2 separate regions of the Homo sapiens genome follow, and region 2 is linked to region 1. Evidence: chromatin loops called from intact Hi-C (ENCODE). Cell type or tissue: ascending aorta. All regions are shown on one strand.

Region 1 (8,000 bases):
TTTGTTATTAGCCCTGTAATATGCTAAGCACTTTATGTGAATCATGTCATTAAATCCTGACAACAATCTTATAAGAAGTACTATTGTTTGCATTTTATAGATGAAGAAACTGAAGCATAAGGGAGTTAAATATCTTTTTATCACAAAGATAAAAAGTGGTAAAGCTTTTATTTGATCAAGCACCACGCCAGGAATGAAAAGTCTCTTAAAATATCACCCTCCTTAAAATCCTACCCCCAGTTAGAAATTTCAACCTGGGCTTTTAAAGATGGTAAATAAAATATAGCGAACTTTTTCCAATGAGAACATTGACCTATAAAAGAAAGAACTTGCAAGTCCCTGATTCATTCAACTCCCCACAGGAGCAGAGTTTTTGAGAAGCGTTTCTTTTTAAGAAAAGCTGTTTAATTGGTTCATGGTTCTGCAGGGTGTACAGGAAGTGTGGTGCCAGCATCTGCTTCTGGTGAGGGCCTTAGGACACTTCCAATCATAACGAAAGGCAAAGGGAGAACACATGGTGTCACATGGTGAGAGTGACAGCAAGAGAGCTAGGAAGGGCTGTCCCAGACTTTTAAACAACCAGATCTCTCATGAACTAACTGAACGAGAGCTCACTCATCACCAAGGTGATGGTGCTAAACCATTCATGAGGGATCCGCCCACATGATGCAATCGCCTCCCACCATGCCCCACCTCCAACACTGAGAATCACATTTCAACATGAGATTTGGAGGGGACAAACATACAAACCAGTGAAGGGGAAAGAGCTGAGGAAGGGGAAGGTCTCAGCCTGATCCTTGGAACGGAATAACCCTGTATGCCAGAGGCTTGGCTTCACTTTCTGATGACTCCCAGACCCATGTTTCACTCCCGTCTCCCCTCAGCTTCACAAGCTTTACTGAGTGCTGGAGGTGGACAGCTCCCTGTCTTCAGGAGCTCCCAGTGGTCATCCACGCATGCAGGCATCTATGCTAGGGCGCATGGCACTATCACTGGGTTACTTCTATGCCTTGCACTGGGAATTGAGTTAGTTCTTGTCAATATCCACTCCAACACAGCAGTTTACAAATACATTTCAAACCTAGTTTTCTAAAGGTGCTGAAATGACATTCCCCCAAAATTTTCACTTTGGACTACAATGATGGGTTGTTACTTCCATAAGCAAAAATGCAAACTTTATTTTCCTTTTAGAAAACAAATTAAGTTCAAGGGTATATGTGCAGGTTATATAGGTAAACTCATGTCATGGGGTTTGTTGTATGGATTATTTCATCACCCAGGTAATAAGCCTAGTGCCCATTCTTTATTTTTCCTGATCCTCTCCCTGCTCCTACCCTCCATATCCTGGTAGGTCCCAGTGACTATTGTTTTCCTTTTTGTGTCCATGAGTTGAGAAGTACTTCTTGTCCTATCTGCCCAATATCTTCTCTCTCTCAACTTGATTCTCCCACTTGGCATCCTTCTTTAGGTTTAAGGTGCCAATCTACCTCTCAGGTGAGAGTACTTTCCAAATGTCATCTGTTTATATTATTATTAATAAAAAGAAGCTTGTTGTCTAGAATGGCTAACACAAATAACCACTAAATCACCATGCAGACTGACTGTCAACTGTAGAGCAGCAGAATGGGACCCAAAGATGCATCTTTAGTGGAGAAGAAGGGAAAATCTCACTGAATTCAGAGTATTCTCAGAGAAGGTTCAATGGGAAGGGTATTGCTATGAGCCTCCAACAGACCACCAGTGGGTAGAGTGAGAGGAAGTGATGAAAAGAAATTCAAGAAGGACCAAATGAACATAGCTTGCTGGTTACACTCAGCCATCCTCCTAAATGACTCTCCAAATAGTTCAAGTAAAGAATATCCTTTCTGTTTTGAGATGGAAACATTGCCTTCACCACCCCTTTTATACTTGAGGGAATCCTGAAAGTAAGAAATTCTTTATTTGGGGAAAGGTAACTCCAAGAGTCTGTTGAAAGCAATAGACCCTAACCCCAGGGGAAAAAAAAAAAAAAGTCTATGAACAAAATTTCCCATGTAATTTCAGGAGGCTTCCAGACACCAAATGAAAAGCTGGTATTGTCAGCAGTAAAAAGAAGAAAATGGACAATGCCCTATATGATATCCTCCCTGTGCCTTCACAGTGCTAAGGGGAGAGAAAAAATGCATAAACTCACTTCATATCATCCTAAGTGTCTTTGCGCATTAGAAAGAAAGAGGGAGGTTGATAAGGAGATATGCAGGGGAAGTGCCTCCCTCCTGTTAAGACTCTTTTCTACCCCACACCAACAAATTACCACTGTGATTATTGTTGACACACCTGCAACGTGAATGACGCCCTCTGCGGTTGCCTCAAGGACCATCTGTACAACCTATGTGGAGCCTGAAAGACCATTAAACAATCAGAGAATATGAACCACAACAACAGGCTAATGAAAGAAATGTGACATATTAATCTAAGTGAGAAGCATGTCGAGCATTTTTTTTTTCTCTCCTGAGACAGGAGTTCACTCTTGTTGCCCAGGCTGGAGTGCAATGGCATGATCTTGGCTCACCACAACCTTCGCCTCCTGGATTCAAGAGATTCTCCTGCCTCAGCCTCCCGAGCAGCTGGAACTACAGGCATGCACCATCATGCCTGCCTAATTTTGTATTTTTAGTAGAGACAGGGTTTCTCCAAATTGGTCAGGCTGTCAGGCATCTCTTACAAAAAAGGACAACCACCAGTTAGTTCTTTGCATTAGCCAAGGACAAGGCAAAAGGAAGAAGTTTGCAGGTACAGCACGAAACATTCCGGCTACAGAGAAGGAAGAACTGAGTAACAGGAGTGGTTGAAAGACTCTAGCTGGGGTTGCTTAAGATTGTCTAGCATTTCCTTTCTTGAGATTCAGGCACATTTGTTCATTCACAAAGTACCTACCAGCCTTTGCTTAGGCATTCACAATTCCCTCTTAGATTTGAAATGGAATACCAGATCTTTTTATCTCATACTACTTCTAAGCTAGTAGACAGTTGTGATGGATAAAGATTATAGATGAGTTAAAACAACAGCAAAATGTCCTCCCAGCTCCAATTCTTACTTATGAGTGGAAGGTTTAGCCAAGTCTATTAAGTCCATTTACATCTCAAATTAGATGTTACCACCCCACAGCAGCCTTCCTTGTGGCACACCAAAAGTGGGTTTCCCACCACACCCCAAGTAAACTCTATCTCAGCCCACTTACTGATTTCCTTCCTATCACTTGCCAGAATTTGCACTTTTTCACTTGTTTATTTACTTATTTTGTTTGCTGTTGTCTGAATTAGAATGTTAGAACCGTAAGAGAAAGAAATATGTGTGTTCTTATCATACTTGTGTGTATTCCCAGCACCCAGAGTCGTGTCCAGGGTATGGCAGCTGCTCAGCAGTTGAAGAATCCATGAACCTTTCTCAGCCTTTTTTTTTGCCTGTAAATCAGAGGTTTGCTGTGAGGACTGAATGAAAAAGGAAGGGCTTCTATAGCAGCCAGATCTATTCCAGCCAGCTCTGCAGTCAGGAGGCATCTTGGCTGCTGTTCTTCTAACTGGAAGTCATCATCAACAGGAGTGTCTAGAAGAGCCAAAGGCAGAGAAATCGATGTCTGCAGCCTTCATCCATCAAGTCCTAGCAATGGCTCCCTTTTTGTCTTTTTTCTAGCTTTATGTCATAATTTGCTGTCCCCAGGAGAGGATGGGACAAACAAGTAGGAGGGAGAGGCTTAGTAACAGGGTCAGGGGTGGTAAACCTCTTCTACTGCAGCCACGTGTGGCCCTCCCTTAACACTTAACATCCAGGGCAATGGTGTGCCTTAAGATATTCTTCAGCATTTCTCTGAGGGGCTTCTCTGAGATCAGATCATAACAATGAGACCTGTGGTAGTTAATTTTAGATGTCAACTTGACTAGGCTATGGTACCCAGTTGTTTGGTCAAACACAAGTCTAGATATCACTGTGAAGGTATCTCTCTTTCCCTCTCTCTCCATATATATGGGCTAGTATGTATATATATATATATATATATATATACATATATATATATATATATATATATACACACACACATATATTATTTCTTTGTGGGGCTTGAGACCAGATTATAGCAACGAGATCCATGATAGTTAATTTTAGATGTCAGCTTGGCTTGGCTATGGTACCCCATTGTTTAGTCAAAAAATAGTCTAGATGTTCTATTTTTTAAATGGTTCTGCTTTTCTGGAGAACCCTGAAACAAGATCATTGAAGCATTTCTCAAAATTTGTGATTTTTACATGGAGAGAATCTACATTTTTCACAGAGATTAAAAGCCATTTCATAATTCTTTCTTAGGAAAATGGTCAAAAACACCAGGCTATATGAGAGGAACGGTCCTCAGGAGCGATCTGTTGTAAGCGCCTTCTGGCCTCCTCAGAATCACTTAACCTAGGCTACCCCTCTGTGATTCAGAGAAAATTGAAACCACAGTTTAGAGCCTCAAAAAAGTTCATCGAGTGGGGAAATGAAGAGCTCCTCAGAGTTCTGACGCAAATGGAAAAGATTTTTTTCCACCCCCGGCTACCCCTCTGGGCCCTTTCACCACCTGGGAAAAAAAGTGGCACATGATTGAACAGCGTAAGTGTCTCTCCCTCCCTCTTGAATTCCATTTTTTAAAAATCTCTTTTCTAAAAATACAGGGAATTCTATGAATCTTTTTTCTGCTTCTGAAATATTTTCTACAGAATCTAGTACTTGCAAAGCGGTGATTATGAATGACTAAACAGTCTTGCATATATTTCTGGAATACTTGGAAATGCCTCTGTTATTTTTGGAAATGTGTGCTTGTTCAGGTTATTCCGGCAATGGGCAGCTACTGCAAACATTCTTTCGTGATAAAAAGCCTGTAGCTCCACCTACTGCTTCCTCAAAGATGACAACAGGGATTTCAGTGCTAAAAAATGAAAACTAAGATCCTCTTAAACAGTTTCATTTTCAAATTAAAGCTTATATATTTAGTTGCTTTCAGTAAAAATAATATGTCTCTACCACTGGCAAAAGATATATAGCCCATACATTAGGCATCACTAGCAAAAAGGGGGAAATAAAAGCAGTCAAGGAATGAATTGAGTATTTTGAAACATCTATCAATGTCTTTGCCAATATCTGCTGAAAAGCAAGCGAGATCAGAGAAATCTTTGGAGAATACACAACTTTGTGGAAAGAATTGACTTTAAAACATAAGCAAAATAATCACAAACATGAGGCCTGATGGTATCAGTGAATCTTATTTTGCCTGGATTTGAAGAAAATGGTGAAATGGGAGCTGTAGGCAAGAAAGAAGCAAACGAATCCAAGTCTTTAAATGTTCTTTTTAAAATGGTCCAATTCTCAACTTCCTTGTCTTTTCTCATGGCTCACTCACAGAGGATCTGGTCCAACAAACAATTTTTACTGAAATTAATTCTTTTGTTTTGACTATTTCCATTGCTACCAAACCTCCAAATCAACGCCCCTCCATTACAGCAAACTTTCCTTTCTAATTTCTAGAACCTCAATCACAATAGATTATGCTATTCTGTAAGATCAAGAAGTGCCAACAAAGAAACTTTTTTCTATTCTTTTATTCTTCCTATGAGTCTAAAATGCTTTTCAGATAAAATCTAGTTTCTTTCTACCACAGCTAATAAAATAAAACAATACCTTTCTCCTATTCGCAATTTTAAACTGTGAGGCATAGCTGACCTACAACAGAAAACTGGGAAGAACACTGAGAGCTACAACATCAGTGTTGTCCAGGGGTACAGTCTGTTTGTTGCTAAGTCTAAGGGGATTTTTTTTTTCTGCTTTCATTAATCAGACTTAACTGTTTAAAAGTATAAAGCTTTGGTTTCACAGTACTGCAACAACATATTGTAATTATATCACATCGAAATATTTTGCACCTTTAAATATTGAGAAAGGTTTTTTTCTTTTGTACAACTTTTTAATTTGATTTATTTTTAACCCTCCAGAGAAGTTGCCAGAATCAGACCAACACCTCCAAGGTACTTTTTATCCACGTCCAAATTGGGGCTAACTGAAATTGTTTCCCATTTGTTTTCTCCTTTCTCTCTAAAAGGAATTTTTTGCAACCCATTTGAGAATAAGTGGTAGACATCATGCTCCTTTACTCCTAAATATGTCAGCGTATATTTCTTAAGAGGAAGATGTTTTCTTACGTAACCATAGCACAATTATTAAAATATAGATTTAACATTGGTATAATTCTACTCTTTAACCCACAGTCCACATTCAAAGTTTACCTATTATCCCAACAATGTCCTTCAGAGCTATATTTTTTTATCCTACTCCAGGATCCAATCCAGACTCACACTTTCCATTTCATTATCATACATTTTCGGTCTCCTTTATTTTGGAGTAGTTCTTCAGCCTTCCTTTGTTTTCCATGACCTTGACATTTTTTTAGAGATTCTTTCATAGAATCTCCCCTATTTGGGGTTATGCATCCTTTGGTACAATTATCACAGAAATGATGTGTTCTTCTCAGCATATCACATCAAGAGAGATAAGAGATGCTGGCAACGATAACTTGGATCACTTGGTATGAGATGGTGCCTGTCAACTTTTTCTATTATAAAACTATTATTTTTTCCTCCACAATTAGTAAGTAGTTTGTAAGAAGATACCTTAAGGCTATGAATATATCCTGTTCCTCATTCAACTTCATCTACTAGTTTTAGCATGCATTCACAATTTTTTTCTGAATTACTAATGATGGTTTCAAAATAGTAATATTCTAACTCTATCATCCCTTCTACATCTACTAGTTAGCGAACTATCTTTAGCCTTCTTTATTTTAATATCATCCTCCAGCTAGTAATTGCAAATCAGGAACATATTCACAAAGACCTAAGGTGCTTCTTGATTTGAAAGAGGATTCTGAAAAAATTTTGAGTATTAAATCCTAAGGAAAATGTTAAATACCCCCCACCAAAAAAAAAAAAAAACCTCCAAACCTTTAAGCAAATTCTTCCAAAAACTTGGAACTATCAAATCAAAACTAAAATTTTTTTTAAAAAAAGAAAAGAAACCTCAAGTATCCTGAGAGGTGGTCTGATGAAGGCCAGGAAAATATATCTTCTCCCTCTGTAGTCTGAGAACCAGGGGAAGCATTCATCCTGAGCATTTGTTACCTGAGGCCACTGTTCAATCTCTACAGTTCTGCAACTTGAAGAAACCTGGAAAAATCTTTGAACTCACTTCCGACCTTGCCACTTCTTCCCAGCAGGGCCTCACATAGCAGTCTCCTCAAAAGACAAAATGAGCTTACCCTGAAGATCTTCAGAAATGCCCACCCTCTGCCAAACAGCAATCCTTCCTGTCCGATAGGATCCTGTAGCTAACCAAGGCCCTTTATTCCGCCTTCCTTTCATTATTAGCCTCAGTGTAACGATCCAGCAACCAAGTTTCATAGCTTCTGAAAGAACAAATTTTTGAGTCTTGTGAGAGTTAGGTTTATTCAGCAAATATTCACTCTGTTACCCCTTCCTTTGTGGGTGAAGTTTATTTCCCTGCTCCAGGGACATTGGCCTTGGCCGTATACTTGCAACCTGTTGACACTCCATTGGCCACGGCAAGTGCCATTCCACCTGCTTCCACAGAGTGTGGCTTGACCTCCTACTTCCTGTGATAGCCACGAGAAGAGCAGGGCTGGGTGGACACTGTCTCTTTAGTCTGAGCCCCCAGATAAAAAATGCACAAGGAACAGACCTGAACCCAACTCACAGCCTGGATCTAAGACCAGTCAACCCTCAAACTGTAGTAGTCATGCATTTGAGGCCACTTAAGACCAACTAAACCACAGGTCCCCTGAAGACCTATTGAGCATGAGAATAACTGCCAATTATGTGTCACTGAGTGGTGTATTAGCATTCTCTAAAGGGACAAAACTAATAGGATAGATGAATATATGATGGGGAGTTTATTAGGAGAATTTACTCACATAATCACAA
Region 2 (8,000 bases), 440 kb before region 1:
TGATAAACCACAGGATCTTGACAAGGTCCGGATGAGAAAGGAGGAAAAATGGCCAACCCCGAGACACAGCCTTCAAGCTACTTCCTTGCCCAGGTTGGTTCATCAGCTGCCAGTCCACTCTGTTCTGGCTGCACCCATCCTCACCACTTCCTTTTTCCTTCTTATCTGATCATCTCTGGTCTCATCACCAGGCCCCTCTTTGAAGCAGATAGTGTTCAAACTGAACTTTATAAGCTGGGCTTCTTGCAAAGCAATAAAAAGAAATCAAGGGAGAACTAAGTATCACACGTTTCTCAGGCCCTCCAGAGGATTCATGTACAGCAGCCTGGGTTATAAATCTCAGACTCTATCAAACCCGCCTTGGCCCTTGAAGACTCAGTTTGGAATGCATTGTCCTTCCTGTGGTCACTTGTGATAAGATACTATCTGGCCCTATAGCATTCCAACACATTGGGTGAAGAGCAGCTAATTTTAGCCTTGTGTGTTGTACATCCCACAACATAAACTAGGTGAAGCACTGTTAAGAAAGTAACTGCTGATCATTGGGTATACATGCTATGGTTTGCTCTTTTTTTTCCTTTATCTTCATGAATCTTTTCATTTTCTGATCACACTCAGGAAAACACATTCAAGCCTCTGTGCAGGATTAACATCTGAGTCAGGATAAAGCTACGCCATGAACGCTCACAAAAGCCATCCTGTTAAAGAAAATTCTAGAAGCTCCTCAACATGTCATAGCCCCTCCAGTGGACAACACCCTCCTCTCTGCTATTAATATATAAATTTTGTGATAAAACAAAAAATATATGTCATTCTGAATATTTCTGCTTTCCTCTCTTCTCCTCTGCCTTCTTCAAAATAGGCAACACATAAGAGATGAAGTTTTAAACAGTGATAGCCACTGTAGAATGAAGTATGGACTACAAAATAAAATCATGATAAGTTCGTTCCATGCCACGTCACTAGAGAGGAAGGTTATACACAACTAGGGAAAAAAATCTTTTTTTTCCATTGACCCACTCAAAACAAGCTATGACTTCACCAGGGCTGGATATCTGGTGAGTTCCACTAGAATATCATGCTCTGGAATTTAGGAATTAGAGGAAGGGGCCAGAGGAAATTTTAAAATAGACCTAGAGGGTGGTGAGGCCTGGTTCACAGATCTGCTGCGCTGTGTAACCCACAGCCCTCTGGGAACTGTAGCAGTGATGTGTTTTACTTTTCTATTTTGAGCCTGTGACTCACATTACAAATATTGACTTCTATTTCTCTATTAGCATCAGATTTTTTCTTGAATCCTCCAAATTGACTTTGACTATAACTTTGGTTAATATTAAACCTCTTGGGTCAACACATTTTTATAGCTGTGAGCTGCTGCAACCACATGGAGTAGGGATTGGCAAAGAAGCAGTGCAACCAGGATCAGGACACGGAGAGGCTCTTTCCAGGCCTCCCTCCCCCGGCCCTGGACTACCCCGCATACTCCTGCCAGATTCATCTTCCCAAAGCACCAGTGGCATCATGGTTTCCTGGGTAAAAGCCTTCCATTTGGTACCCCTTTGCCAACTGAGGAAGATTTGAATTCCACACCCAAGCACTCCAGGATATGGAAAGGCTTCGCTCTCACAGACCCCAAGGACTTCACCCAAACAAATCACTTCCATACACATACATCATTTCTCCTTTGCCTTAATACTCCAAGCACTTTGGGCCTTTCTTTTGATACATAAGTCACACATGAGAGTATGTAAATTCTCACTCAGCTTCTCCTGCTGTCTCCACCATAGGCCCTGATATACTCACCTTTGTTCCCTCTAAACACCTAGCACCAGAGCCAGGCACCCAGGAGATAATGAATAAACCTTTGCTGAGCTGAATTCTGTTTCAAAGTTTATCTATTTCCTTTAAGCACATGATTAATAGTGACATGAAGTAATCAAAATAGCTGCACTGCAAGGTGGTTGGAGCAAGATGTCTCAGGGAAAATGGAATGATTTTTGCTAATACCCAGCTAAAAACAAAAAACACACATATTAGTATTATTTTTCACCATATCTGGGATAGAAAAATAAATCACAGCCAGAGTTGTAGTAAGCATGAAAATATAAATTATAATACAATAAAAGTAGAAACCCACAGAGAACACAGCATCCTAACCACCCTTTTACCATGAAGTCTTTTTGAGGATACACTAAACAGAGCATGAGATGTATTTTTCACTCACTTCTACATATTTTCTAGTGTGTGATTGTTAAAGAGAAAACAATGGAAAGTCAGGAAGAGGATGCAGAAAGCAGGAAGAACTGGAGAAAAATTAAAAAGGGAGAGGAATCTAAAAACCAGGTATCTCACAAAACAGAAAAAGAATCCTTGACAACATAAAGTGGATTTGACCTCTCTTTTACGGAACTGAAAGCAACCAGATAAAGTCCAATCCCTTTGTTTGCAGCTGAGAAAACGGAGTGGGGTGGAGGGCCAGGGGGCTAAATTATTTCATTTCCTCAGGGTACAAATACTGTAACTGAAGGCAGACATTTTGGTCATTACGGTTGGAAATACTAAGCAGGTTAAAAAATCAAATGGAGCCCAGGTGCTGCTGATAGAGTCCTTCCAGTTGACAAGTGTTTTATCGTGTCCCTACTCAATACCAGATCCTGAGGATACAGGAGGGAATTCTTGATTTAATCAAAATAAATTCAAGAGTTTAGATATGCCCTTTTTATTCTAGGGGACTGAAAAAAAAGACTGAATTATTCTAAAAGTTGGTTCATATGTAGCATTCTCAGCCATGTTAGGCAAGTCTTCTAATTTTCCACAGGTTTGATAAATGCCTTTAGCTCATATATTATTGCCTAGGCTCAATCATTGATTGGCATTTGCTTTCCTGATCTGTGATTCATCTTTGTGGTATTTCCAATCAATTGCTGATATATTGGTCTCTTTGGCAATGTAGGCCAAGGTGTGAGTGCAGTTGCAGGTGGGCTTCTGTGCCCACTGACCCATCTCTCATCCACTCTCTAGTGTTTCTGCAATAAACATAGTTGACCCATATGCATTTTGGGCCTTTCATCAGCTGCTTTTTTTTTTTTAATCAACTTTGCTTTTTCAAAACACAAATACTCATTTGGTTTCAGAAATATCAAGGAAGCAGTAGGCTATTTTGTCAAATATTTTGTCAAATCAACCTTTCTAGAAAGTCTATGAGTGATTTGTGAGTTTTCTCATGGTTTGTAATAATGGACAAACAGGGAGCATATGTTTCCATTTGATCATATCCCTGTGGATGCTGAAAGTCCATATTTTCCTGTTGCTAAAACTTAATGGAAACAAAACTAAATAAAAAAAATCCCTCAAAAGGAAAGTAGCAACACTTCTCTTATGACTCATTTTCAATGTCAATAGAAAGATTTGTTTCCTCTGAAGGAGCACTTCAAAAAGGAAAAAACAACTAAAAATTCTAAAGCAAAATAAAAATCCCACTACATATTTTATTATTGTAAAGCCAAGAGAAAAAGTGTCTGTGGCCAAAATATTTTTTTTCATTCAGTTGTACATTCTCACTCTTTCCTCCTTTCAAAGCAAACAACTGGCCCATCTTCACCTTCCCATATAGGCAGGTGTAATAATACATTTGTGATAAAACAAAAATTGAATATTCACTGAAGTTTGTTAGGAATCAAGTCTGAGGTGAGGTTACCTTGCTCCAGACATTCAATGATAGGCATATCAACTTAATATCTGACTGTGTCAACTTCCCTGTGCAGTTTTTATCAGTTTTAAATAATATTGACAGCCACAACAACAAAAACAGCTAAGAGTAGTGAGAGATTGCTAAGTCTCAAGCACTATAGAAGCAGGCCAGATTTAGAGGTAAAACAATAAAGTTTGAATTCTTACGAAACAAACTCCTATGCCCAGCACTTTGGATTTGAATTGACTTTGCTTCTCAGAGCTCAGGAGAGAAAGATGGAAGGAGATGAGTTCAGGAAGTCATGATGACCAACTCTGAAGTCTACTGAAAAGGTCAGGCAAAAAGTAATACAGAAGAGGGGGACACTCCCTCTGGGTGTCACCCCTCACCATTGCACCCCAGTACAAGGCATGTGCCTGGCATTTAGTGTGTTCAGTAGGCATTTTCTGCATGGGAGGAAGGCCTGCATCCCAAAGGGATTTCTGGAACATTCACAACCTCTGCTCCTAATGGCACATGGCCCCCAGGACAAAAGAAAGAGAGAGAAGATACAGGCTAAATTGGAGAACTATTATGAGCACTTCTGCTTAATCTGATTCTGCTTGGGAATATTGAAGAGTTGGAAGCTGTTGAAGACCAAATTGGGCAGATGGGAGTGCCTGCCTCCCTCTGGGCTCAGGATTTCTATCCTCTAATGCCTGCGGTTTCAAGGCTGTCACAAAGCCTTGACAACTTCTCACTTTCAAACACTAAATGGGCACGATTAGCCTGTGATCTATGTAGGATTAAATGCTCAGCTTCCCTTTCCTGATTTCTTCCAGCTCACGAGACCCGCAGGCCAAAAATACACTCTCCCTGCTGCCCACAAGGCCGCAGAGCCCCGTCATAGTTCCTGCCCTCTGAGTGTCCTTCCCGTTTTCGACCCCTTTTGCTATCACAAGCTTCTTTCCTGTTGTGCAGTCTAATTTACCAGTTAGTACAGGCAAAATGTCCAGCAAAAAGCTGTGTCCCTGGGCTTTGTGCGTGCTCTGTCCCTATCCTTAAGTTTCCATCTCACATGTTAACTGGACTCCCTGACTTATTTTGCCCCTTCTGCGCCCTGTACCTTATTGCTCAACAGAAGACATAGCTTCAGGCTTCCCAAGATCATTACTGTGCTGGCCATGGACTAAAGTGTCCCTTAAATCAAGCTGTTTCCCACTTATCATCACACGCACACCTCATCTAACAAGACTATGACCATCCAGCATGTCATTTCCAGGTCCAACTTCCAGGCAGTGACCATTGATGGTAATTGCTCTTATAAGAGCATCTGTGCTAATGTGATATTTGTCTTTGAGGCAACTTTGCCTTAACTAGGTGGGAAAGCACACATTTTCAAAAGTTATTCAAGACCTAGTGTAATAGTTTAGATTTTGGCACAGTGAAAAGTCAGGGGCCAAGGGTTATTGGAATGCCTCTCAACCATACCAGCAGGTAAGTGTTAGTGTTTTAAACTCTGATTATGTTTCCCGCAGCCTCAGCCTTTACTGCTGCCTCTCTGCACTTAGAAGCCTGTCCTCTCTGTGGCCCTCAGTGAGGACTTGATAAACCATTGACCTCAATTATTAAGTGTGGTGCAGAAACAATATTAAACCTGACTCTTGGTTCCCTGTTGAGCTATCATGTGTCTTTCAGCAACTTGGCAGGAACCTTTTTCTCACCCCATGTCCTTCCTATTACCCTGCAGCATGTCCTGAACCCTCCAAAGCAACCCCAGAAACTCAACTCTGGCTTCTCAAGAATGAAATTGTTGGACACCTGTGCTGGTAATTTTGCAGGTCAGCACTCAATCAACAGGCTCCTTCCTGCCCTAGCGTCCTGATGGTCACCTGGGGTCATGAGGGCTACTCTTTCTATCACTAATCACTGCTGATTCCTGGGAAGCAGAGTTGAGCCTACCAAAAAGGAAGTTGAGTCATCCGCAAGCAAAGAGTTGCTTTTGTGTTTTGCTTTGTTTTAAAAATCTGAGTCTTATAGGAGTCTGGATAGGGGTTTGGAAGGGTCTTCCTCCCTCCAGGTCAGCACAGTCTGCAATTTCTAGGACAGCTGATTGCTGCATCATTAACCAAAAGAAACCCAGATACTCCATTGACTATTAAAATAATTAAAAGAGCAGATTATATATATTTACCAAACACATTGTGACATGAACATCTTCTGTATCATTTAATTCTCACAGCAATCCAATGAAGCAGGTACTGTTATTATTTGCCATTCTAGAGATGAGGAATGAAGTAAAAAGTCAGTGATGTGCTGGTAAATCTCACAGCTCACTCCACAGGCCAAAAAGAAAGAAAGAGAGAGAGAGAAAGAGAAAGAGAGAGAGAGGGGAGAGAGGAAGGAAGATGGAAAGAAAAGAAAAGAAAAAAGAAAGAGAGAGAGAGAAAGAAAGAGAAAGAAAGAAAGAGGAAGGAAGGAAGGAGGGAGGGAGTGAGGGAAGGAAGGAAGGGAGGGAGAGAAAGAAAGAAAGAAAGAAAGAAAGAAAGAAAGAAAGAAAGAAAGAAAGAGAGAGAGAAAGAAAGAAAGAAAGAAAGAAAAAGAAAAGAAAAAAGAAAAGGAAAGAAACCCATCCAATGTGTAACATTTGCCAGCCAGTTTCTGAAGGGGGTAAATCTTCACTACATCATAGAAATTTTTTCGTTTTGTTTTGTTTTTGAGACGGAGTCTCACTTATTCTGTCTTCCTGATGGAGCCCAGTGGTGCGGTCTCGGCTCACTGCAACCTCCGCCTCCTGGGTTCAAGCAATTCTCCTGCCTCAGCCTTCTGTGTAGTTGGGACTACAGGTGCCTGCCACCATGCCCACTAATTTTTCCTTTTTGTATTTTTCGTAGAGACAGGGTTTTGCCATGTTGGTCAAGTTGGTCTGGAACTCCTGACCTCAAGTGATCTGCCTGCCTTGGCTTCCCAGAGTGCTAGAATTCCAGGCATGAGCCACCGTGCCCGGCCCGTCATAGATTTTAAACTACCAATGTGATGCTGGTGAACACAGAGTTGGGAGAGATGTGCAAAATCAGCTTTTTTGAGTTGGCTCCAGCACAACTCTCCAGACAGAGCAGTTGTTACTTCCTTCCTGTCATGGAGCATGTACCTGGTAGAGCTGAAGTTTAAATGCAGAGAAGACTGGCTCCAAATTCCATACTCTCAACCACTAACAAAGCACAGCTAGAGCCAACTACCAGGGCCCCCTCTGATCAGCAGGTTGTTTGGAATGCTTATTTTAAGTAATCAGTTAATTTCACAGATAATCACAATGGTATTTGTTGGCAGAGATGAAATGACAACATGTCTCGATCATTTTTGTCTTTCCTGCATCTGAGATAGTACCAGCATGTTTTAGGCACTCACACATGTTATCAGAATTTTACCAAGTTTAATAGGCTGTCATTAAAAGGATGTGGGATGTTCTTTGGTTAAGTCCTTAGAGGATTGAGGATTAGTATTCTGGAGATGGGGCAGGTGAGAGTGCGGATGGGGGGAGCTACATGTCGGAGTGCAGAGACTGGCAGAGCGGGGTGGGGCACGAGGCCCTTGGAGTAGACTTTTCCCACTTGCCTTTTTCCCTAGGCTGACCCTGCTGCTCAGAACTCTGAGTGGAGCATGGTTGGGGACACCCTACCTGCTGAGACTTATTTGTCTTCTTTGCTGCATTAGGCCGCTGATGAGTCACTCTTCTCTGGCTTTCAAGTAACAGGTGGAGACAGAAGAGGCAGGGCCCTCCTCGCAGATCAATGCTGGCAGCTGCCTGAGGTATGAAGCTGGAATGTGTGACGTCTCCCAGTTTTGCTTCCAGATCAAGGGATGAGTCCACAATTTCACAGCCTTCAAAGTGAAAACTGCAAGGCTCTGCTACATGGTATCAATTTGGCTGACCTGAGAAATAGCGAGGGGTGGTTGGGGTGCCCCTGCAATATGCCAACGTAGAAACTAGTTAAGGCATAAGCTATGATTGGCCGAAAATCCTTATATGATCCCTGGTGAAGACAAACCTTCATCTGGGCCAGACAGACACAGCACATTTGCACACATGACCCTATTTGATCCTCACTAAAACCACGAGTAGACTGTTGTTATCCCCATTTGTCAAAGGAAGAAACCCTTCAGCATATCCTTCTGGCCTGGCAGGAAGTTCCCAGTCCACTCAGATGCTGAACGGAAAAGACTCTAGAGAAGTGACTGCATGCAGAGGTGTGGACAGGATGAAGCGAAGCAACAGGGGGCTAAGCCACCAGGGGCTAGCAACAGCGGGAGCCTGTACCATCCCCAGGCT

What was found. Peaks named below come from ENCODE experiments on the same cell type or tissue, not always from the same donor. Only the 100,000 strongest peaks of a DNase experiment are listed, where the experiment ranks them.
Region 2: a loop joins it to region 1, with 5 times the contacts of the local background. A loop is called at or near these places in 2 of 110 quality-filtered maps.

The regions. Positions count from the first base shown.
Region 1 is chr20:6,262,278-6,270,277 of GRCh38, reverse strand. No RefSeq gene overlaps it. Among named protein-coding and RNA genes, the nearest start is that of FERMT1, 140 kb to the right of the region's middle. In ascending aorta, a CTCF peak has its summit at 4,907 (motif pointing left); DNase peaks (open chromatin) are centred at 4,552 and 4,862; H3K4me3 peaks cover 1,292 bases; H3K27ac peaks cover 1,025 bases.
Region 2 is chr20:6,697,677-6,705,676 of GRCh38, reverse strand. No RefSeq gene overlaps it. Among named protein-coding and RNA genes, the nearest start is that of LINC01713, 34 kb to the left of the region's middle. RefSeq lists enhancers at 7,407-8,000, 6,903-8,000. In ascending aorta, no CTCF peak of the experiment used is centred here; DNase peaks (open chromatin) are centred at 1,164, 1,456 and 4,556; H3K27ac peaks cover 2,736 bases.